2 separate regions of the Homo sapiens genome follow, and region 1 is linked to region 2. Evidence: chromatin loops called from intact Hi-C (ENCODE). Cell type or tissue: HCT116. All regions are shown on one strand. Links, peaks and the distances in the headings refer to the core of each region. The heading gives the core; the rest is flanking DNA.

What was found. Hi-C counts contacts between places; a loop is a spot of excess contacts. Peaks named below come from ENCODE experiments on the same cell type or tissue, not always from the same donor. Only the 100,000 strongest peaks of a DNase experiment are listed, where the experiment ranks them.
Region 1: it touches region 2 in a loop (2.3-fold over the local background); 19 of 110 quality-filtered maps call a loop at or near these places.

Annotation. Positions count from the first base shown.
Region 1 is chr3:65,908,007-65,920,837 of GRCh38, reverse strand. The region is part of intron 1 of MAGI1 (membrane associated guanylate kinase, WW and PDZ domain containing 1); the gene reads left to right. All of the region lies in intron 1 of MAGI1-IT1 (MAGI1 intronic transcript 1), which reads left to right. It overlaps MAGI1-AS1 (MAGI1 antisense RNA 1), which reads right to left. Exons shown (of 3, transcript NR_046575.1): 2 at 6,657-6,747. Among named protein-coding and RNA genes, the nearest start is that of MAGI1-AS1, 21 kb to the right of the region's middle. RefSeq lists a silencer at 4,990-5,284. In HCT116, for the core only: CTCF peaks have their summits at 5,710 and 5,914; no DNase peak of the experiment used is centred there.
Region 2 is chr3:66,132,024-66,144,854 of GRCh38, reverse strand. It overlaps a transcript of SLC25A26 not described here. Among named protein-coding and RNA genes, the nearest start is that of SLC25A26, 83 kb to the left of the region's middle. In HCT116, for the core only: a CTCF peak has its summit at 6,008 (motif pointing right); DNase peaks (open chromatin) are centred at 3,905 and 6,064.

The DNA of each region.
Region 1 (12,831 bases), core at 2,310-10,309, 220 kb after region 2:
AGGCTGGTCTTGAACCCCTGACCTCGTGATCCACCCACCTCGGCCTCCCAAAGTGCTGGGATTACAGGCGTGAGCCACTGCGCCCTGCCATTTTGTTCTTACCAAATGTAAATGTTGTCATATAAATTAAAACCCATGGGGGGAGGGTAATTCAATTAATCTTAATTTTCATTTTCTTCTGAAATGTGAAATTAAATAAAAGTTGTTAAAAATGTTTTTGGGAAGGGGAAGAATGGGCTAAATTTAATTGTACTATATTGTTTTAAAAATATTTCTTAAGTCCCAGAAGAGAGTGAAGCTTATAAATATGGAATGCCTTGAGGTGATTGAATCTAGGAGAAGAGAGATTAGGTTTTCACCTGACACATGTATTATACCTTAAAAAGAGATGGTTCAGGATTAGAAATTCATACGGTGTTTGTGTGTGACTGTCAGAATTTGATGGAAGATCCAATATGTTCTGTTCCCCACTGCTTAAAACTAAAAAGAAGATAATTTTAGAGCCCTTGTTTTTTAATATCACTGTTTTTAATGACTATCACAGGGGTCTTTGAGAAATTGAGGGCACAGGTCGAGGTGTTTAGCTGGAAGGAAAAAATACAGCAGGATGCAGGTGGAAACCAGCTCTTTAAATAGATGGCTAATATGTGTAAATGAAGTTGGCCAGATTCTGTGTGGGCCCTAAAGGATGTGAACAGGACTGTTGTGGGTAATTTGTGATGTGCAAAACTCCCTAAAATAAGTGTGGCTGCCAAGAAATGTGGTTTGTTCACTGATTCAGAGCTTTCCAAGTCTAGTCTGGGTCATTGCGAGAAGTTTGTGTGAATTTAAACATCGGACCTGAAGTTAGACCAAGTGACCACTTAGATTTATTTCATTCCTGAGTTTCCAGGAATCTTAAGTTGGTGACCAATGGGATAAGATTGAAAAAAGTTAAAAGGGGTTAAGATGATGGAAGGTCTGTGATGTCTGGCTAAAACTGAGAGTTCTAGTGTTCAAAGCAGTAGTTAGATATCAGGAAGCAGGCTGACAGACTGTATGAGAGAAATTATTCCAGCCGTGTATAATGGTCACTGTTAACAAAGCCTCGAATGGGGGAACGTTGCCTTTTTCTAACTTGAAAAATGTGAGAGAGAGAGAGAGAGAGAGAGAGAGAGAAGGAGAGAGAATGAGAGAATGAAAATATATCCAAGTTACCTCCTGATACCTTCTCTTGTGTAAGCATTTTTTGTTTGTTTCTTTTTTGTTTGTTTGTTTTTTCTTTTTGTTTTTTTTTGAGACAGGGTCTTGCTCTGTCACCTGGGCTAGAGTACAGTGGCACAACTGTAGCTCACTACAGCCTCAAACTCCTGGGCTCAAGAGATCCTCCCCCTTAGCCTCCCAAGTAGCTGGGACCACAGGAGCGTGCGCCACTCCTGGCCAATTTAAAAATTTTTTTGTAGAGATGGGGTCTCCCTGTGTTGCCCAGGCTGGTCTCAAACTCCTGGGCTCAAACGATCGTCCTGCCTTAGCTTCCCAAAGTGCTGGAATTTACAGGCATGAGCCATTACATCTGGCCCTTGTGTAAGCATTTTGGAGGTTAAGAAGTAGAAAATCAAATTGTTTTTACATTTATAACTTCAGAATGAGAAGTCAGCATTTTGTCTCCTGGGGGGAAAGCTCCCTCAAATTCAATGAAATTAGTTTAGTGTTCTCCAAAGGAAAAGCCAGTGAAATTCTGTTGAGCAAGGATCATGAAAACTGATAGTCTTCAGTCTTCACAGATCAATGTTAACCATACTATCTGGTTTCATGTGTAGTGAGTGCCCTTGTGGGCACAGTATTGTTTCCCAGAATAATTTGGGATTCCAATTTTATACCCTTTTGGCTAGTTTACATTTTGTTTTGTTTGTTTGTTTTTTTTTTGAAAATGAGGATTATTATCCTTCCTTGAGAAAAACAGATCACTCTGCAGTATAATTGAACTCCTCTTAACTTTTTGTAAGCATTCTCCTTAACTTGCATTTATTTGTTGGTAGGGATAATTTGAAGAGAAGAGCATTTTAAATTCTTTGAATTTAAGCAAACAATAATTTTAAGCTGACCTGCGTAGTCACCAAGCAATAGGATGAAAACAACTCATTTGTTGGCAAAAGAAATCAGTTTAAGAATGTTGTGGAGGCCGGGCGCGGTGGCTCACACCTGTAATCCCAGCATTTTGGGAGGCCAAGGCAGGCGGATCATGAGGTCACGAGATTGAGACCAGCCTGACCAACATGGTGAAACCCCATCGCTACTAAAAATACAAAAATTAGCTGGGCGTGGTGGTGCACACCTGTAATCCCAGCTACTCGAGAGGCTGAGGCAGGAGAATTGCTTGAACCTGGGAAGCAGAGGTTTCAGTGAGCCGAGATCGCGCCATTGCACTCCAGCCTGGTGACAGAGCGAGACTCCGTCTCACAAAAAAAAAAAAAAAAAATGTTTTGGAGCAAGAGTATAATGCACAGGTGAATATATGTTCCCAACCCCAGATTTTTAACCAAGAGAAGCAAAAGTAGAGTGCAGAAAATTGACCTGAGAGAGTTATGTAAGTTTCTTCTTAAACTACAGATGCCCTTCTAGGTATTTAATAAAAATGCTTAATGATAGGAATTCATGTTTACTGATTCTGACCCTACCTCAGTGTGTAGATATTCTCTTTGTAACTGTAAAATTAGTTTCATTCTTTTATTTTTCTGAGTAGCTGTTTAAAAACAATAGACTTCGTTAGAGCATTTTTAGATTCACAATAAAATTGAGAGGAAGGTACAAAGATTTCCTATGTACCCTCTGCTTCCAGCCTGTGCACAGCCTCCCCCATTATCAACGTCCCCCACCAAGGTGGTACATTTGTTACAATTGATGAACCTACATTGACACATCATTATCACCCAAAGACCTTAGTTTACATTAGGGTTCATTCTTGGTGTTGTACATTTTATAGGGTTGAACAAATATGTAATGACACGTGTCCACCATTATAATATACAGACTAGTTTCACCGCCTAAAAATTCTTGGTGCTCTACTTATTTATCTCCCCACTCCCCTAACTTTTGATCTTTTTACTGTCTCCATCGTTTTGCCTTTTCCAGAATGTCAGATAATTGGAATCATATAGTATGTAGCCGTTTCACATTGGCTTCTTTCACTTAGCACTATGCATTTGTAAGTTTCCTCCATGTGTTTTCATGGCTTGATGGTGTGTTTCTTTTTAGTGTTGAATCATATTGCCTTGTCTAGATGTACCATAGTTCTTTTATCCATTCATTTACTGAAGGATGACTTGGTAATTGCACATAAAGCTTTTATAAACTTTCATGTGCAGGTTTTTGTGTGGACATAAGTTTTCAACTCCTTTGCTGAATACCAAGGAACATGATTGCTAGCTAGATTGTGTGGTAAGATTATGTTTAGTTTTATAAGAAACTGCCAAACTGTCTTCCAAAGTGGCAATATAATTTTGCATTCCCACCAGCAGTGAGTGAGAGTTCCTGTTGCTCCATATCCTTGTCAGCATTTGGTGGTGTCAGTGTTTAGGATTTTGGCTTTGCTAATAGGTGTGTAGTGGTATCTCATTGTTGGTTTTATTTTTCAATTTCAAAAGTGCTACTAGTGATGTAGAAGGATAGAGGAGAAAGGAAACCCTGTAGCCCCATGTAACTCCTCATCCTTTAGAGTTAATGGTATAATATGTATCTTTCTAGATGTTTCTCTCTTTATGTGTAAGAAGGTGGAAATGTCTAAGGATAAGCTTAAGAAATAAAAACAGATTATTTCAATTACCTTTGACATTATAAATTTAAAATATAAGAAAACACCTGGCAGTCCAGACAAATTTTTAAAGAAGTCAAAGTTAACTTTTTTGGACCATTAATATATTACGTGTATGATTATCCAAGATTTTAAAAAGTATACAATGAGAACAGTAGAACTTATCCCTGACAACTGTCTTCTCCTATCCTCATTATTTCATTATTTGGTTTCTCTGGAGGTAGTGGCAGGGTGTGTGTGTGTGTATGTGTGTGTGTGTGTGTTAGTGTGTGTATGATACATGTACTTAAGTAAGAAATTCATGTATATAGGCCAGGTGCAGTAGCTCACATCTGTAATCTCAGCACTGTGGGAGGCGATTGTGGTTTGGCTGTGTCCCCACCCAAATCTCATTTTTAATTGTAGCTCCCATAATTCCCATGTGTTGTGGGAGGGAGCTGGTGGGAGATAATTGAATCATGGAGTGGTTTTTCCCATTCTGTTCTTGTGGTAGTGAAAAAGTCTCACAATATCTGATGGTTTTATAAGGGGTTTCCTCTTTCACTTGGCTCTTATTTTCTCTCTTGTGTGCCACCACGTAAGGTGTGCCTTTCGCCTTCTGCCATGATTGTGAGGCCTCCCCAGCCACATGGAACTGTGAGTCCATTAAACCTCTTTTTCTTTATAAATTATCCAGTCTTGGGTATGTCTTTATCAAGCAGCATGAGAACAGACTAATACAATGGCTGAGACGGGAAGATCACTTGAGGCCAGAAATTTGAGATCAGCCTAGCTATCATGGCGAAACCCCGTCTCTACTAAAAATACAAAAAAACTGGTTGGGTGTGGTGGCATGTGCCTGCAATCCCAGCTTCTTGGGAGGTTTAGGCATGAGAATCGCGTCAACCCGGGAGGCAAAGGTTGCAGTGAGCTGAAAATGTGCCACTGCGCTCCAGCCTGAGCAACAGAGCAAGACTCTGTCTCAAAAAAAAGAAAAGAAAGAAATAGATGAATATATATATATAATATACTGTGTATTGAATATTATAAATTATATGTATATAAATATATACATATTATATATATTCACATTTTATATATGTATCATATAAATGTATATGTATTTCTTACACAGAAATGATAATAAATACACAAATTTGCATCTTGCTTTTTCAACATAAATCAAAGCTTGATTCACTAAGTTGAGTCCTTTTTTCAGGGTTATTTATTTTTAGAAATAAGGAAGCACAAATGAACTGCTTTGTCCATAGAGAGGAAAGCCAGGAAGTATAAAATGCCATTAGTTACCTGATAGTCATCATTTTACCAAGCAAAGAGAAGGCAGTTTTCAGGAAAGCATATGGAATATGGCTCTTGATGGAACTACGTGCCACTTGAAGGATACACTGGATAACCCAGAGGGATGATTCACAACCAGTGCAGCTGTAAACTTTTCTTTTAATTAGGTAGGAAGCACCTGTGTGTTATTCATCGTTTTTCCTCTTCCCAGTCCAGTCTCTTCAGGGATTTTAAAAAAAGAAAAAGACCCAAACAATTTGGAATTTAAATTTTCTGTAGGAGAAAGCAGCCAGTGTCTAAAAAGGGGCAAGTGTGCAGATCATCTGCTGGAAGACAAGGTGAGAAGAGTAACTTGAACGGGTGTGAATTTTAGAGGGCAAATGACTGTGCACATTGCAAGGTGTTTGGCATGGAGCGATGTGTTAGCATCCCGTTGGTGTTTGGATTTATGCTTCTGAATTGAGTATTTAAAAATATTTAACAGAATTAATGCTAAATATGTACAAGCTGCTGTTCAAATGTGAACAGTCCTAGCATTTGTATCTCCTGTGGGCTCTGAGCATTACCATGAGATGGCACCAGCATCCTTTCATGACCTCTGTGTGGCAAGAGGCTAAGTGAGACTGGTCATATGATTAGCAGTTTCTTGCAAGGGACTGATCAACATCATTTACCACACAATTTGCCTAAGAGATTGACTTTGTCCTTGAATGAGTTGTTCTAAATGTGCATTATAATGCTAGCCTAAATATGCTTTGTAAAAAAATTATCAACTATCATTTATTGAGTGCCTACTACATGCTGAGAGCTTTACAAATTTATTCCTGTGTAACTTTCACTACTATCCCAAGGGGGTGCTATTATCTTCATTTTATAGATGGGGAAGTTGATGCTCAGAAAAGTAACATATCTTACCCGAGGTCATGCAGCAGGTTACTCTAAGCAATTGAACTCTGTTGTACAGTGCTGAAACCCTTTGTATATGTACATATATCCTGTAAATATCCATCCACCATAAGCAAATTTGTTTGGCACATTTGGGTTGATACTGTTCTCAACTTTGTGATTTGTAAATTTAATATGCTTATTAGGCATTTGTCGAACATTAGGCTCAAATCCTCTTAAGGATGGTGGCCTTCCCAGAGCTCTCAAACTGGTAGCCTGTGGGCTGGATTTGGACTGCACCTGTTTTGTTTTGTCTGAGGGGAGCTAGAGTCAGCACTGTGTTTTAATTGAATTGAGCGTGAATGCCTTGAGGCTTGGCTTGAACTCTCAGGTCCCCTCTTAGTCTCCATAATTCTCTACTTTTTCAGACATTGTCTGCTTCACTAGTTGAGGTTATCTGCATGGCCCCTGATGGCATTTGAATTTGTGATGAAACCAGGAAGTACCCCAGTTTGAATGTGTTCATTTGTGGGTTCAGATTAATTAGTTAACAGATCGATCTTTGTTCTGAAATAAATGTTGCTGGATTTATGTTGCTCACTATGCAACAGAGAGTTGACTTTTTTTTCCAGGCTTTTCACAGGAGGCCCTCTGTTGGTAGAAGTCCCCGCCGGGTTTATGCTGGCTGAGTATGTATGCTGACCTGTGGATGTAGTCATATGGTGCATCTCTTGAAGGCTGATGTTTGGTTGATTGTAGTATGCCCTGAGGTGATTTTGATCATGAAGCTAAACCTAATGGAGAAAACATGAAAGCCAATTAGTTGTTAATAAGCATTAGGGGAGAAAGCAGGGTCTAAGATCCTCTTTTCTTCCTTCTTTGTCTCCCTTTGTCCTTTCTAATGGTCTCTCTGGGTTTAAAGCAATTGCTTTCTGGGTCCATGTGAGTGTTTTCTAAATTGCCAAGAATATTCAGGAGTGTTAGAACCCCTTGAATTGAAGATAAAGACCTTGGGATACACAGTCAGTGGTAGAATTCCTCCATGGTACTCTACTCACATTGCCTTCAAAAAATACGATATGTTCCGAAGGAATTTCTCCTCCCTGTATTTCCTCTGTTAACTGTCTTCTGCTGTGTTTTCAGTTTGTTTTCTGTGGAACACCTGCCTGAAGGATGCTCTTTGCAAATAAGTTTGCAAAATGCTTTTTATTCCAATACTTTGTTAGGGATTTGAAAGGCATCTCATGGTAAATGCTCCAAGCAGTACTGTGTTTAAGGAACCTGTTTTGCCCAATGCAGCATTTCCCAAATTAGTGAACTAACAGAACCCTTTCTGGAATCTCTCCTTTCTGAACACTACCTCCCCATCTTCCGAAACAACCTATACCTATTAGCTTTCTACAGGCCATACTTTGGGGTTGCCTCTCCCAAATTTAGGTCAGAATTTAGGTAGAAATTACCTGAAAGCATTGAACCATGTTTTGGATTTTTTGGGGGGGTTGGGGAGGAGGAATAATCCTAATTCCATCTAAATGCAATTTTGTCAAATATGAAAAAATGGTTCTCAAAGAATTGAACTTCATGGCTTGGAAGTGTTTATTTATTATTTTTTGTTTGTTTTTTGAGACAGTCTTGCTCTGTTGCTCAGGCTGGAGTTCAATGGCACAATCTCTGCCCACTGCAACCTCTGCCTCCTGGGTTCAACCTCCGCCTCCTGTGCCTCAGCCTGCTGAGTATCTGGGATTACAGGTGTGCACCACCACGCCTGGCTAATTTTTGTAGTAGGGTTTTCACCATGTTGGCCAGGCTGGTCTCGAACTCCTGACCTCAAGTGATCTGCCTGCCTTGCCTCCCAAAGTGCTGGGATTATAGGTGTGAGCCACTGCGCCCAGCCCCTTATGGCTTGGTAGTATTTAAAGAGATCAAACTAGATAAAAGTTTACTTTATTCTTCATGATGTCTGATAGGTTGTTTGCTGATATAGGTGCTGTGTCTGGTTTTCCTTTCATGACTTGTACCTAGTGTAGCTATTTATAGTGTATTTGACAAACTTTTCCACTTGTAGACTCAGGTAGGCCTGCTTGACCTCCTCTGGGGATATTTGTTAATGTCTTGTCAGAGTTGATAAAATTTTCCATGTTCATGCTTTCTTTTGATTCTCATAATAATCTTCTAAGGTAACTAAAAAAGAATCCTTATTTTCACATTTGATTAAGGAAGCTGGTCCTAAGAGATTAAGTCACTTGGTCAGGGTCTCTTGGTGAGGTACTTAAGTGAAATTGGTTTTCCAGGTGCTGGTCTTCCTTTTCCAAACTAATCCTACTTTGCGTGTGACCTGAAAAACATTTTTTTGTTACCTGTTTTTGTTTGTTTAAACATGTACTTGTTTATTAGACGAAACAGGGAGCCCAAATAAAACCAGATGTGAGCTGCTTTTAACCATCCCTGAATCGTAATGATCCATGTGTGAATTATCCCTTTGTAGCTAGTTTTTAATCCCAGACTGGGCTCTTCCAGTTTTTCAGCCTGCTGTTCAAGTCTCCCCAGCCCCTGACTTGGTTTTGTCAGAGCAGATTAGAGAGAAATTCTACAGTGCGAGAACACGATGTGTATGATTTAGGAAGCAGAACTCTTTTTTTTTTTTTTTTGAGATCAGAGTTTTCTTTGTTTTCCATTTACCTGAAGTAATGCATTGTTTCATTTAAACTTAAATAGCTTTCAAGATTGGGTTCATGAACATGTCAGTGGGCAGAGTTTCATATCTAGACTCGAGAGATGACAAAATAAATATGTCTAAGATAGAATTATTTTCACACCTGCCTTTTCCCTTTCAAGTTCTATCATCAGTGATTGAGAATTTAGGCTTTCAAGGGCACACTTGGATTTAAATCTCAGTTTGTCCATTTAGTAGCTGTGAATGCCCTTGGGCAAGTTAATCTCTTTGCCTTGGACTGGTTATCCTCCAAATGGGATAACCCTACCTATAATGAGGAATGAAATGCAGTAACGAACAGGAAGCCACTAAGCACAGTGCCTTACACAGAAACTTTAATAATAGATAAAAATATTTGTATCACCTTCTGGGTGCCAAGTTTGATGCTAGGAAATAATCCAATGGGCTATAAAAGTATGATTTGGTAATTTGTTTGGAGCATGGGTAAATGAAAACAGTAAGAATACATAATAGGCTTATATAAAAGTTTTGAAGAGAGAGCGGTTATGCTGTTGGGGTGTGGCTTTGAAGGGCTTAAAAATAATCAGGGGTGTTGAGTTTTGATCCCAAGGTTTAAGAATGACTTTAATAAGCATGCAAGTTAGGATATAGTTTGGTCCTAAGTGCAAAAAAAATCTACCCTGAATCCACCCTAAGCAGAAAATAAATTTGTTGTGAACAAACAATAGATACATGGAGCAGTTTACAGGATCTGAGAAACACCTGAAAAATGGGATCAGAAAGGTGGACGCTGGGCAGCTCTGGGGCTGCTGGTGGAGGGAGCTGAAGCCACATCTCTGTAGAGCGTCCCCCGGAGGATGAGCCAACTCCAACCCTTTTCTGTCTTTTTCTGCTTGAGATTCAAATTCCATGGACAAACGTTCAAATGTCCCAGTTTGAGTAAAATGTCTAAACCAGCCTATGGAGATAAGTTATTTTCATTTGACAAAACTGGGTTGCTTCTATCAGAAATGGGGAAAATAGATGTTGGATAGCAAAAGTCCACCATGTCCAGGCCAGGCGCTGTGGCTCACTCTTGTAATCCTATCACTTTGGGAGGCCGAGGCAGGCGGATCGCCTGAGGTCAGGAGTTCGACACCAGCCTGACCAATATGGTGAAACCCCGTCTCTATTCAGAATACAAAAATTAGCCGGGTGTGCTGGCGTGCACCTGTAGTCCCAGCCACTCAGGAGGCTGAGGCAGGAGAATCGCTTGAACCCAGGAGGCAGAGGTTGCATTGAGCCAAGATCATGCCACTGCACTCCAGCCTGGGCTACAGAGCGAGTCTCCATCTCAAAAAAAAAAAAAAAAAAAAGTCCACCATGTCTGAAAGAGGCCTCAAGGTAGACACCCATCTACTGTGTTGGATAGGTGATGAGCAGAGATTTAACTACTAGGTCAGGACCTTCATGTCGAGAAGTAAAATTAAAGAGGTATTTTGGGATTATGGCCTGAAAGTGATAGGAAGCTACTGTAGAGTTTTGATGGAGGTTGGGGGCACTCGTTTCTAACGCAGGATGTTTTAAGTAAGTAGTTCTTTAATAAGTAGTAGTGACTCTTTTCTCAGATTAGATGATCACTTTCCCAGCTATCTCATGCTTCCATGTCCTCCATCGTATCAGTGTTTGGCATGGTGCTGCCCCAACAACCACTTCGATTAGTATGTAAACAGGAAAGCCATTTGCAATGGTGGCGTACTTTATTGGTTGTTTTTCAGTGATTGATTTTCAAGGGTGCTTGTTTTTCCTCTGGAATATGCATTTGAAAGACTTGTGTATTTTCAACAGTACAGCATTGCATTTATCCTCATTTTTAAATGTGTTTTCATTGTGATAACTTTTTCATGGGGGGATAAAAGATCTTTTTCCAAATTTGAGATTCTCAATTATATCTATCTCTTAACAAAAGTACTCTGTAACTCTTCACTTTGGCAGCCTCAAATACTTAAACATGTTTATTGTTTTATATTCAGTTATTTAAGGTAATATTATCCAAACATAGACAGAAGGTTATGAGCTAGATGAGGGGTCCCCAACCCCCAGGTCATGGACTGATGCTGGTCTGTGGCCTGTTAGGAACTGAGCCGAACAGCAGAAGGTGAGCAGTGGGCAAGTGAGCATTACTGCCTGAGTTCCGCCTCCTGTCAGATCAGTGGTGGCATTAGATTCTCATTGGAGTGTGAACCCTGTTGTGAACTGCACATGTGAGGGATCTAGTTGTGCGCTCCTTATGAGAATCTAATTAGTGCCTGATGATCTGAGGTGGGACAGTTTCGTCCCCAAACCATCCCCCACCCCTGGCCCATGGAAATATTGTCTTCCACCAAACCGGTCCATGGTGCCAAAAAGGTTAGTGATCGCTGGTGTAGATACTATCTGGGTTTGATTATCTTGCTTGGAATCCCCACATCCCTGAAATAAAGCGGGCAGCAGCTAATTTACATTCTTTTCTTTTTACATTTTTTTAATTTTTGGGGATACAGGGTCTCACTCTGTCACTCAGTCTGGAGTACAGTGGTATGATCACAGCTCACTGCAGCCTTGACTTTTTGAGCTCAAGTGATCCTCCTGCATCAGCCTCCTGAATAGTTGGGATTATAGGCACCCACCACCACACTGGCCTAATTATTATTTTTTGAGACAGGGTCTTGCTTTGTCACCCAGGTTGGAGTGCAGTGGTGTGATCACGGCTCACTGCAGCTTCAACCTCCCAGGCTCAAGCCAGTCCTCCCACCTTGGCCTCCCAAGTAACTTGGACTACAGGCATGTGCCACAACACCTAGCTAATTAAACAATTTTTTTTTTTTTTGTAGAGATGGGGTCTCAACTTTGTTGTGCAGGCTGATCTTGAACTCCTGGGCTCAAGTGATCCTCCTGCTTCTGCCTTGCAAAATGTTGAGATTACAGGCATGAGCCACCATGCCCAGACTATATTAACTCCTTAAAGGTGGGCTATGGAAATAATGTTGATACTAGCCCTTCAGTGATGGTGTCAGTACGGGAAGAGAAAATTTATATACTTGAGTACATTTTGAGGGTAGCTTCATGAGGCACTGTGAGCAAAGGCTTCTGGTAATGAGAATACTCTACCTGGTCATAGACACACCTTAACTTGATTCCCAATTGTGCATGGAATTGGCATTATAAAAGACCATCCCTAGAAAATGGGTTATTTGATCACAACTAGAAGTCATTCTCTATATTTTAGAACCATAAATTTATGACTTTTATTAAAAAATTGACTCATGTCAGCATTACATGCTGAGAATAAGCAGACTTCTGAGTGTCTGCCCCACTGTGTTGCAGATTGAAATGTAGACTATGAGTGGTCATTATGGTTAATGACCAAGAGAGTCCTCTAATGATAAGGCATGCTGGAGAGCTGCCCCAGGAGTCTGTTAGAAAGGCTGATCCACATTTTCCAGAGGGGAAGTCGGCCAGGGAGTCCTAATATCCTTTACGCTGGACAGCTCAGATACTAGTTTTTACGTAGCTGATTTTTGCAACCTCACTTATTTCATGGAGAGAAAAATATAGAAGATGATTTGCAGGAATTAAAAGTTGTTTCATTCGGAAATAATAAGGATTGGCCGGGTGCAGTGGCTCACGCCTCTAATCCCAGCACTTTGGGAGGCCGAGGCGGGTGGATCACGAAGTCAGGAGTTCAAGACCAGCCTGGCCAAGATGGTGAAACCCTGTCTCTACTAAAATTACAAAAAATTAGCCGGGTGTGGTAGTGGGTGCCTGTAATTCCAGCAGAGAATTGCTTGAACCCGGGAGGTGGAGGTTGCAGTGAGCTGAGATTGCACCACTGTGCTCCAGCCTGGGTGACAGTGTAAGACTCTGTCTCGATTAAAAAAAAAAAAATTAAGGATTATTGTGGACAGTATTGGCAGAGAGAAGAGTGTTCAACACCAGGAAAAAGAGGTTGGTGTTTTGTTGTTTCGTAGACATTTTCTGCGTATACTACCTTTGAATGTTTCTTATTGTGTGGTGTATGTGAGCTAGCAAAATATTCAATATTTGATGTCTTCTGTTATTTTGGATTCATTTATAAGAACTTTTCCTTCAGGGCATGTTTGTTTATGAGTGGCGTTTGGTGTATTTCTTGTGTTAACTTTGATTCTTTTTTAGTTGTGTTCGTGTGGTATTTGCATGCTCCATG
Region 2 (12,831 bases), core at 2,819-10,818:
ATTTTCTCAGAACTTTATGATTATTAGAGTTTTGAAGTCATGCTTAAAGAAATAAAAAGACACTCAATGAGTTAGCAATGATTGCAATGCACTGTCTACTCCAGTCAGTCTAACATCTGGTGGGGTCCATGAACGTGTGCACAATGATCACTCTATTTTCTCAGCCTCGGTGCAACCTCCTTTACTTCCAGGACTTGGCTCTCAGAAACCTCACATTCTGCATACATCCCAGTAGACAATCTTTGGCATTATGGTATGCTTCTTACCACTCGTTAGTACCAAATTGTACTCCACACACACCACAACCAGCTAATCCTCAGCTCAGCATTCTGACAGATACTCTGTGTTCTCAGTTGATGCAAAATAAATTGTACCCAGTGGGCAAAATCTAGGCCCTAACTGAGAAGTGCTTGGGGAACACCAGTGTGCTATATCATGCTCACTGACAACCACGGGTCTAGAGTTTGATGTTACCAAGACTGATTTTCACTGTCTTTATTCCAAAAAAGAGGCCCAAATCTTCCTCCAGGATTGTGGTGTTAGAAACTGTACTTACACTCAGGCTAAAGATAACCCAGTTCCAGCCACAGTGACATTGTTTTGGTTCCTGAACTTGCAGGCTTGCAGTCTTGGCTCAGTCTCTTCCCTCTGCTTGGATACGCTGCCCAGAGATCTTGATACAGTTGGTTCCTTGTTATCATTCAGGTCTCAGCTTGAATATGAGCTTCTCATAGAGGCCTTTCCTAACTATTGAAAGTAGCTCACCCACTTATATTTGTTCTCTATCATATTACCCCACTTTGTGTATTCATGTGTGATTAACATCTGAAATTACTGTATTTTCTTATTGTCAGTGTTAGCTTCACAGGCCAACAAAGTGTGCAGTCTCTCAGGACACTGTGCCTACTTAGAAGGACTCCCCACTTGGTTTAAGGCTTTGCTGTTCTCATCTTAAAGTTATTAATTTTGTTTTTGAGACAGGGTCTTACTCTGTTGCCCAGGCTGGAGTGCACTGGCACGATCTCAGCTCACTGCAGCCTCTGCCTCCCAAGCTCAAGCAACCCTCCTATCTCAGCCTGAATAGCTGGGACTACAGGTGTGTACCACCACCCCCAGCTAATTTTTGTATTTTTTGTAGACATGAAGTTTTGCTATGTTGTCCAGACTGGTCTCGAACTCCTGGTCTCAAGCAATCTACCCACCTTGGCCTCCCAAAGTCCTGGGATTACAGGCGTGAACCACTGTTCCCAGCCAATAATTTTTTTTTTAAACGAGGGACCTCATTTGCATTTTGCATCACAAATTAGGTACCATTCCTGCTTATTGTTTATTGCCTTTCTCTTTGATATTAGAAATTAAGTTCCAGAAAAGGAGGGATCTGAACTTTTGGCTCAATAATTGTGTTGCCAGCACGTAGAGCACTACAGGGAACACTGCAGTTGCTCAGTAAGTATTTGTTAAGTTCAACAGAATTGTCACATGACCCAGCAATTTTGCTCATAGGTATATACCCAAAATAATTGGAAACAGGTGGTGAAAACCATACCTGTACACAAATGTTATACCAGCACTATTCACGATAGCCAAAAGGTAGAAACAACTTAAATGTCCATCAACAAATGAATAGATAGACAAATTGTGTTATGTTCATACAATGGATATAATGGATAATGGCAATTTTTTTTTTTTTATTATTCAGCCATGAAAGAAAATTGTAGGAGAGGAGAGATTTATTTTCTAACCCATTGCTAGGTTCATAGCTGAGGCGCTTGCAATAAAAGACAGCTTAGGCTGGGCACAGTGGCTCACATCTTAATCTCAGCACTTTGGGAGGCTGAGGCAGGAAGATCGCCTGAGGCCAGGAGTTCATGACTGGCCTGGTCAACATAGTGAGATCCCATCTCTACAAAAAATAAAAAGAAAGATTGGCCAGGCATAGTGGTGCTGCCTGTAATCCCAGCTACTCAGGAGGCTGAGGTGGGAGGACTGCTTGAGCCCAGGAATTTGGGGTTACAGCAAGCTAAGATCACACCACTGTACTCCAGCCTGGGTGACAGAGGCAGACCCTGTCTCAAAAAAAGAGAAAAAACAGCTTAACAAGAGAATAGCATACAAATTTTATGTGATATGGGAGACTTTTTAAATGAAAAACCAAAAAAACAGGGAAACCTATGCATTTTTGTGCTTAGGTTTGATGACAAATGGATAGTCAGGCAGCAGTACCATTGGACAAAAGGGGTGTAAACTGATAGTAATCAACTAGGGAGAATTTAGCAAGGCCTGTTTGTTCAGGTTCTTCTCCGAGTTCCTGTGTCCTTAGAGACAGGGCATTTTTCTCTGAGTATAGTGTGGCCATCTCTGGAATGAGGGCCTTATGCCCTACTTCAGGAGAAGATAAAAAAAAATTCTTTTATAGTCTACTTCAAAGGTGAAGGGTGGGAGGAAGGTCAGAGAGAACTTCCTGCTTCTGCAGTGTTCTCAAATGCCAAGGTGCCATATTTTAGGGTAGTGGGTCCTGAACACCATCAGAATGAAGTACTGATACTGATACATGCGATGGCCTGGATGAACCTCAAAAACATTACACTAAGTGAAAGAAGCCAGACACAAAAGATCATATCTTCCATGATTTTATTTACATGAAGTGTGCAGAATAGGTAAATCTAGAGAAGCAGAAAGCAGATTGGGAGTCACCCAGAGGCTGGAGTGGGGTTGGGGAGTAACTGCCAAATAGGTATGGGGTTTAATTTTGGAGTGATGAAAATGTTTCAGAATTGAAGACAGTGGCTGCACAATATTGTAAATGCACCAAATGCCACTGACTTGTTCACTTTGAAATGGTTAATTTGTGTTATGCAAGTTTCATCTCAATTTAAATAAAGGAAAGTGAAAATAAATAAATATTTGTTGAACTACATATTGATAGAACTTGTTTCAGAACTCTCTGCCATGACTAAATCTAAAGTATTCTTAATCCAGCCTAGGGCTTCAACAACTTCCATCCACAGCTTTGAGTCTGCAGGAAGAAAAGAATACATTCAAGACCGGCGCAGTGGCCCACGCCTGTAATCCAGTACTTTGGGAGGCCAAGGTAGGCAGATCAAGTTGAGGTCGGGAGTTCGAAACCAGCCTGGCCAACATGGTGAAACCCTGTCTCTAATAAAAAATACAAAAATCAGCTGGGTGTGGTGGCATATGCCTGTAATCCCAGCTACTCGGGTGGCTGACGTAGGAGAATCACTTGAACCCAGGAAGTGGAGGCTGCAGGGAGCCAAGATCATGCCACTGCACTGTAGCCTGGGTGACAGAATAAGACTCTGTCTCAAAAAAAAAAAAAAATTCACACTATTTCAAAGATTTGCTTTCATCAAGATGACACAGGACATCATTATCATCCTCATGACAATCCTATTTCTATTAGTTTTTTGTCTTATGCAATTATTTGAAAACTTTCTTTGGTAGGAGTTGAGTGTGGTGGTACATGGCTGTAGTCGCAGTTACTTGGGAGGCTGAGGCAGACATATTTCTTGAGCCCTCGAGGCCAGACCACATATGCAGCAAGACCCCAGCTCGAGAAAATTAGAAAAAAATATTTGGTAATTATTGAAGATGTACATGTAATTATAAAGAATTATACAGAGAGATCTCGTGTGCCCTTCACCCTGTTTCCCCCAATGCTAACAACTTGCAACACTATAGAATACTATGGCAACAAAGAAATTGACATAAATACAATCTGTCTACCTCATTTGGATTTCACTGTTTTACACGTGCTCATTTGCGTGTGTGTGTGTGTGTGTGTGTCCTGTTTCTATACTGAAGTGTAACAATAGCTCCTTTCAGTACTGTAGTCTGTTGACTAGTAAGAAATTTCAGAGAGCTGGTGGCACCACCACAGTAACCACAAGTAAGTGACCCAGAGCAGAAGTTAAAAGCAAGAAACATTTCTAAAGTCTTGCAAGGGACTTGGCAGTCCGGAACCTGTTAGTTCAATCATGCCTTTGACATTCACTTGACCCTTTTAGTACTGCAGTTGTTAAAAGGGCTGGCATGCATTTTGTTTAATTCAACAGATGGAGGGATGTGATACAGTAAGAATTCCTTCTGTCATCTGAGAAACTGGGAAATTTGAAAGTGTAAACATAGAGTGGTAGCATTAAAAAGACAGGTGCCGATAAGGTAGTTTTACTTATGAAGAATATTTGCTAGTCCTGCCTGCTAATAGATTTAACTTGGAACAGAAACCTCAGGTGAATGAACAGATTTACGGACATTTTCTAGTTTTTACCTCAGCGTGCATCCTGTATGTTAGTTGAATTCATTCGAAGGTTCTAGTGAATGATCCTTTCTGAAGTGCACTGGTTGAAGGATTAGAAATCCCATTTTGCCTACCTGGCTTCCACACCACCTTCCTGTGTTAGTAGCATGTGGATTTTTTCTTTGAGGAGCCACCCTCTCCTAGTCTAGCTGTCTTGGTGATGCTATCCACAAACTCCACCAACCCCTGCCCTAAACTCAGGGCTCACAGGATGAGCACATGACTCAACGGAATACACATTCCATTCTTCCACCTCTAATCATTGGTTCAGAAAAGGCGCATATCCAAAATTGGTCAAGAGATGTAATTCCTGATCTTTTGCTAGAATAACAAAGAACCTCTTTCCATTGTACTTGCAAGTGTTAATACATAGGCATGGAGCATCTGAACACCAGTAATGAGAGCATCCTGCAAATGAAGCCACCATGAAAGAGAACAGACCTGACAGCCATTCTGAGCACTAGAACCAGCCATACCTGAAGCTCTGATCTCTCAGTTCCATGAGCCAGTAAGTTAGTAAGTTAATTACCTTTCTTGATGTGCTTAAACGAATGAGGTTTTTGGGTTTTTTGTCACCTACAACACCTTGAGAAGGATCAATAGCAAATAACATCTATTAGGTTAAGCTTGGGGCCATAAATCCTTAAACTAATTTAGTGTTTATGCTCTCATCATTCAATAATTCCCTTATCTTTTCATCTAGTCTGCATTACTGCCTGCAATAATTTGCCTGACCCACGGCTTTAGCGCTTAGTGTGAAAGAAGTAACTCAAGTAGAGTAAACAAATGACACTGTGAGTACATTAATGCTTCTGACCCTATAATGTCATCTTTTAAATAGGTTATGCATGTGTAACACTGCAGCCGACCATCTGTACTGCTTATCTAAGTTCTGTAATGAAATGGCCAGGGCCCTGTTTATTTATGTGATACAGGCAGCCTCCCTCTAAATCTAATTCAATCTTCAGTCACTGTTTTGTAGGCTAGGAGCTCTAATGACCGCGAAAGAAATGTGTGCTGCTTCAGATGATGCTATTAAAAGAAACTTGTTCCCAAAGAAATTTTTATCTCCTGATAGGGGGGAGCTAAATCACTATAAATTATGGAAAAGGAAATTGCAAATGTATCTTGCTTTCTTTTTATTGGAGGCATTGTTTTCTCACAACTGTCAAGTAGAGCATACACCTATTTTGAAAAGCTTTTAACAACTTTGAATTAAGCAAAAATGGAGAAATAAGAGGCTGCAGAATTAGAGAAGCTAATGCAACCCTGCTTTGCAAAGCAAAGGCAGGGTTTCACCATTCCTTTTTTATTCACAAATGGCACTATCAAGGAGGTGGGCGGGGTGGCACAGAAGGTGAAACAGAGAAAAGCAACAGCAAAATACAGTAAAGAGAAGTGAGATCATCAGGAGAATCATAAGAATCTTGAAAGGAAAAGCTGAGAACTTTAGAATTTCATTCTCCTGGGGCAGAGGAAAAGAGGATGGGGAGGGGAGGAGGACAGGAGGGGTGGGGCAGCAATTTGAATTCGTTTCAACTGAATAAGTAATCAATCAATCTACTCCTGTTAGTGTGAACTTGGATCTTATAAAAAAGAATCTCAAAAAGAATGACTGTTTGTCTTTCCTGTTCATCACGGGGGATTTCAGTGGACTCAGGACCATTACTATTCACATTAATCACACAGTGGCTGTGCTCAGCAAAGCCAGCAGAGGGAGTACAAGATTAATGGGTGGCTTCCAAGCTTTGCCAAGGAACCGATGCCCGTATCCAGGACCTCCCAATACGGTTTGTGAAGAGGAACCTCTGGCTCTCTCCCATGCCTCCTTCCTTAACTGCTTCCCTTCATCTCCCTCTTCCCCTACCCCAATACATCCCTACCCCCCCTCCCCCTGCATCAATCCTCCCACCAAATTGTCTGATTTGTCATTTGGAAACATTTTACCAGAGAATTCACAGGTTGACATTCTGTTGGCCAACCCCATGACAGATGGGAAAGAAAGGCCCCAATGTAGGTCAAACAATAAAAATCATGCTGGATGGATTTTGAGTGCCAAGCAAAATCTAACCTTAGGAGAAAATAACAGGTTGCAAAATTGCATGTGTACTAGGATCTCAAGTGTATAATATTTTTAATTATAGAAAAAAAGAGAAATTTATCAAATTAAGAATGGTTGCCCTGGAGTGTGATGTGTCTGAAGGGGGGTGAGATTTGTGGGATGATTTTTTTCTTCCTTCATTGCATATTTCCATACTTCAGATGTATACATTGTATACGATGTATACATTGAACAGCTTTGATCACCATAGGAAAAATAAAACATTATAAATGCCCATGTTTATTTTACGTGTTCACATGCAATACTCTCTGTTTAATAATGCCATAGAAAATGTTCATGTGGGCCGATCATGGTGGCTCATGCCTGTAATCCCAGCACTTTGGGAGGCTGAGGCGGGTGGATCACTTGAGGTCAGGAGTTCGAGACCAACCTGGCCAACATAGTGAAACCCCGTCTCTACTAAAAATACAAAAATTAGCTGGGTGTGGTAATGCACGCCTGTAATCCCAGCTGCTCTGGAGGCTGAGGTGGGAGAATCGCTTGAACCTGGGAGGCAGAGGTGGCAGAGAGCCAAGATTGGGCTACTGCACTCCAGCCTGGGTGACAGAGCGACACTGTCTCAAAAAACAAAAAAAAGAAAAAAGAAAATGTTCATGTGACTATACTAACTAGCTTTGCAAAGGAAAGAAGAAAACAAGCTCTTATGGAGTCCTAGGTGCTAGGAACTGTATTAGGAGTTGGGGGATAACAAGATGAGTTAGACACACTCTGACCTCAGGAAGCTCACAGTCACACAGAGCATCTTATTCCCTTCTCACAATGACTCTATGAGTGTCTTAGGCCATTCCTGCTGGTCTCACAAAATACCACCAACTAGGTAATTCATAAACTATAGAATTTTTTTTCTCACAGTTCTGCAGGTTGGGATGTTCAAGATCATAGTGTGGGGCTGGGTGTGGTTGTTCATGCCTGTAATCCCAGCACTTTGGGAGGCCAAGGATGGTGGATCCCCTGTGGTCAGGAGTTTGAGACCATCTTGGCCAACATGGTGAAACCCTGTCTCTACTAAAAATACAAGAAATTACCCAGGCCTGGTGGCAGGCCCCTGTAATCCCAGCTACTCGGGAGGCTGAGGCAGAAGAATTGCTTGAACCTGGGAGGCAGAGGTTGCAGTGAGCAGAGTTTGAGATCGCGCCATTGCACTCCAGCTCGGGCGACAAGAGCAAAACTCCATCTCAAAAAAAAAAAAAAAAAAAAGAAAGAAAATCACAGCATAGGTAGATTTGGTGTTTGGTGAAGGTCTGTTCCATAGATGGTGATTTCTCATGGCATCCTCACATGGTGGAAAAGGTGGCAGGAAAGAGCTCACATCTATTAGTCAAGCTATTTAATTAATGATTTCCTTTATCTCAACTGATTTTTAACTGAACTTTATTTTAAAAGAAGCTTTGTGCTATTATCATAAATGCAAATCAGAATTATTTTCAATAAATAAGAGATAACCATAAAGTAAGCAAAATAAAAACAAAAATTTATATACTATTGTTGAGGAAGCTCCAACTCTCTTTGTTAAGCTCTCTCTTTGTTATGAAAGGGAGACTAGCAAGTATGAGAGGGACATAGCACCTCACTGAGGCTTTCTTCTTGAAATAAACAGAAGGTCTTAACAAGTCCTGAAAGGGAAAAGCTTTGTATACAATTTAATGCATACTGTAAATGACATGGAGGCTTTGAAAACACAGTACTACTTGATGCAAAGCCAAGAGAAATATCCCAGTCAAAGCAGAAGAGAGAAACCTAGCGGCTGAAAGCCAGAGCTTAGGTGAAAGAATGTATAAATCAAATTTCACTACCATGATTGTTTTGGAAATATAAGCATCAACTGGAACATGAAACTAAAAGCCATCTTTTAAAATACAAAAATGTTATTTCTTAGTGACGAGACAGTGCAATGAGTTAGAATACCATTTTAGAAATGAAATAGACATGGATTCAAATCCAGCTAAGCTATTTATTACATGCTCACCCTGTTTTTCTCCAAACTTCAATGTCTTCATCTATAGGCCAATGGAGAGTGATAAGTAGTTTTTAATTATAAACTGGCCATTTGTGTATCTTAGGTTAAAGGATAATTTTCCCAAAAAGGTAAAATCATGACTATCATATAGACATAAAATGAACATCTGGAATACATTTTATTTAACTCATTACTAATGAGTGAACCACCGAAATGTTATCATTCATTCAAAGGAGAAGTCCAACAGCAGATACATATATAGATGGGAACACTGAAATAAATTTGCAAGTAGACACAAAACTGTTTATTTCCACAATAAGAGAGGAAAATCAGTTGACTGTCCGCAGGACAGAATTTCCTTGCATGATTATGAACAAGAAATATTTGCATTACTATTAGTTTTATCATCAATTTCTGAATTGTTGTGATCAATACAGAAATCTATAGTAAAACACTTTTCAAGTTAACTTCTATCTCAACAGACTTGTAAAATAGCTTAGCCAAAGACCAAGATGTATATCCCTGTAGGATTACGTGGTCTCTAAAGACAGGTATTTCATTGAAAGAATATCCAATGTGAATATTCCAAAAGAATATCTCTTTTATTTATTCCAAAGTCTTAAATTTTGCCTTATACTTATGTTAAGACTGGATCTGTAAAACTTACCTTTTTACTTTATTTTTTTATTGAGACAGGGTTTTGCTCTGTTACCCAGGCTGGAGTGCAGTGGTGCCATCAGGGCTCACTGAAGCCTCAACCTCCCAGGCTCAAGAGAGATCCTCCCACTTTAGCCTCCCAAGTAGCTGAGATTACAAGTACATGCCACCATGCCCACCTAATTTTTTATTTTTGGTAAAGAATAGGTCTCACTTTGTTGCCCAGTCTGGTCTCAAACTCGTGAGCTCAAGCAATCTACCTGCCTTGGCCTCCCAAAGTGCTTAGAATACAGGCATGAGCCACTGTACCCAGCCAATTGTTCACAATTAACAATTGTTCACATTAAAATATTGCCAACATTAATGATTCTGTAATACTGTGATTAACTAATTGGAGAGATGGAATACATGAACTTTAAGGCCGCTTCAAATTCTACAACTGTAGGATTTGAGCATGTAACGTATTACAATGTTTATATTTTACTAAAGCTAAGTTTCAGAAAGATTAGGAGTAAATTGAAAATCGCCCTGAAACAAAGTTAAAAACATTTCTGAAATTCAAATGTAAGTTAATTAAAAGTTGATAATACAAAAACAAAATTAAAAACAATTTTCAGTAAAATTTGAACTTTATAAAACCAGGCTTTTCCTTATTTAAGAAATATTGACAGGCCGGGCATGGTGGCTCACTCCTGTAATCCCAGCTCTTTGCGAGGCCAAAGTGGCTGGATCACCTGGGGTCAGGAGTTCGAGACCAGCCTGACCAACATGGTGAAACCCCGTCTGTACTAAAAATACAAAAATTAGCCCGACATTGTGGTAGGTGCCTATAATCCCAGCTACTCGGGAGGCTGAGGCAGGAGAATCGCTTGAACCTGGGAGGCAGAAGTTGCAGTGAGTCGAGATCACGCCATTGCACTACAGCCTGGGTGACAAGAACAAAACTCCGTCTCAAAAAATAAAAAAAAAAATAAAGGAAAGAAAAGAAATATTGACAAAGGATGACAACTGTCAAAGAAGAAAAGTGACAAAATCTCCAACTCAGTGTCCTGATCAATATGGAAATTGATGGCAAAACATTTCCAAGACTTTTTCCAAAGACATGGACATGATTTTTAGTGATTTTTAAGTCATTCCTTTGCAAGTCCTTAAACGCTATTTCAATAACAAAAAGTACTGTTTTATAGTGAGAAAGGTAACTAAAGATACATTCTCTAAGCAATTAAGGTAACTTGAGGGTGTTTGGAAGTTGATTTCTTAATTTCATCGTGACTCAAACTCAGATTTCCAGTGAAGTTCTGCAAGTCTGTCAACATTTTCCCACTGGCCCCAGATTGGCTGGTTCTTATTTTTGGTGCGGGGGCACTTCTCTGTGACAAACACACAACTCAATGATTCTCTCTTCGCCATTTATACCACCCAAGCCCTCAGATAAACTTAGTGAACCCAGCAAAGGAATTCAAATAACATTTCCTTCTATTCACAAAAACTTCAACTTTTATGTTCAGTAATTAATGGTGCTGTGTAACCAGGGCTAACATTACAAAATAAGGGCAGTTATTATTTACTGCGGCCATGTAATAAAGTGTCAAAGGTTATCACAACAGGATATCTGTGTTTAAATGGAAAGAGATAAAAAAGACCAAGTCAAACTAGTTATCCCTGTTTTGTTTTTCCACTGGAGGGAAGTCTGTTAAAATAACTTCTAAATAGCTAAGTTGCAGTCTCAGCACAAATAGAAACTTTAATGTTCTAGCCCTTCTTTCCTTCCAATTGTGGGTGGCGCTGAGTATTAGAAATAAATCTAATTGAGTACCTGCAATGTGAAGATGCATTTTCTTTGCGTCTTTTCATGATCTGTATGTAGTACGCATTTTCATTCCATCTTATAGAACGAGGGTAGCTAAGTTCTAGAAGCAATCTGGAAACAGATGTGATGAGCCCGTGTTAATGGCTGGGCAACCATGAGCATGAACTTCATCAGGGCTCCACTCGAACCGCCTTCTCTCTGCTTTCAACTCATGGCCTTGCTTTCTCAGATCCCGCTACCATTTCTCAATATAATTCTAACTGCCATCATCTCAGCCCTTCATCCTTGTATTTATGGAAAGAGGTACAGCTTTTGGAAAACCACTGATTCCTCTCCCTGGGCTGATAGATGAAGACAGGGAAGCTCTGAGAGCTTCAGGTTACATATACAGTCATGTGTTGCTTAACCACCAGGATACTCTTCTGAGAAACGCATCATTAGGGGATTTCATCCTTGTGCAAGCAACATGGAGTGTAAGTTACACAAACCTAGCTAGTATAGCCAACTACACGCCCAAGCTATATGGTGTAGCCTATTGCTCCTAGCTACCAAACCTGTACAGCATGTGACCGTCCTGAATACTGTAGGCAACTGCAACATAGTGGTAAATATTTATGGATCTAAACATGAAAACAGAAAAGCTACAGTAAAAATATGGCATGAAAGCTCAAAACTGTCCACCTGTATAGGGTACTTACCATGAACAAAGCTTGCAGAACTAGAAGTTATTCTGAGTGAGTCAGCGAGTGAGTGGTGAGTGAATGTGAAGGCCTAGGATGTGACTGTACACTACTGTAGACTTTATAAACACTGTACACTTAGGCTACACTAAATTTACTTTAAAAGTTTTCAGGATGGACAGCAGGAAGAGAGTGAGGATCAAAAACCCACCTATCGGGTACTATGCTCATTATCTGAGTGACAAAATAAACTGTACACCAAAGTCCTGAGACATGCAATTTACCCATGTAACAAACCTGCACATATACCTTCTGAACTTAAAAGTTGGAAAGAAAAAAAAAAAGGAACTGAATAGATGTGAGTTTAAATCCAATTAACCATTTATTATACAGTCAGGCACCCCATAATGATGTTTTGGTCAATGATAGCATATAAAACAGTGGTCCCATAAAGATTATAAAGGAGTATAAAGAAAACCTATTCTGTTTTCTTTCTTCAATAATAAATTAACCTTAGCTTGCTGTAACATTTTTCCTTTTGAAACTTTTTAATTTTTTAAACTTTTGACTCTTTTGTAAAAACACAACTTAAAACACAAACACATTGTACAGCTGTACAATTTTTTTTCTTTATATCTTTACTCTGTATTTTTTTCTATTTTTGAAATGTTAAATTTTTTTTTTTTTGAATTTTGTTGAAAACTAAGACAAATACATACATTAGCCTAGGTCTACACAGTCAGGATCATCAGTATCACTGCCTTCCACCTTCACATCTTGTCCCAGTGGCAGATCTTCAGTGGCAACAATAAGCATGGAACTGTCACCTCCTACAGGGACAATGCCTTCCTCTGGAATACTTCCTGAAGGACCTGCCTGAGGCTGTTTTACAGTTGATTTTTTTTTTTTTTTTTTTTTTTTTTTTTGAGACGGAGTCTTGCTCTGTCGCCCAGGCTGGAGTGCAGTAGCAAAATCTAGGCTCACTGCAACCTCCGCCTCCTGGGTTCAAGTGATTCTCCTGCCTCAGCCTCCCGAGTTGCTGGGACTACAGGCATGAGCCACCATACCCGGCTAATTTTTTTTGTATTTTTAGTAAAGACGGGGTTTCACCATGTTAGCCAGGCTGGTCTCGAACTCCTGACCTCAAGTGATCCATCCGCCTCGGCCTCTCAGAGTGCTGGGATAACAGGCATGAGCCACTGCCCCAGACCAACTTATTTTTTATATATGTAAGTAGAAGAATGAAGCCAGGCACAGTGGCTCACGCCTGTAATCTCAGTAGTTTGG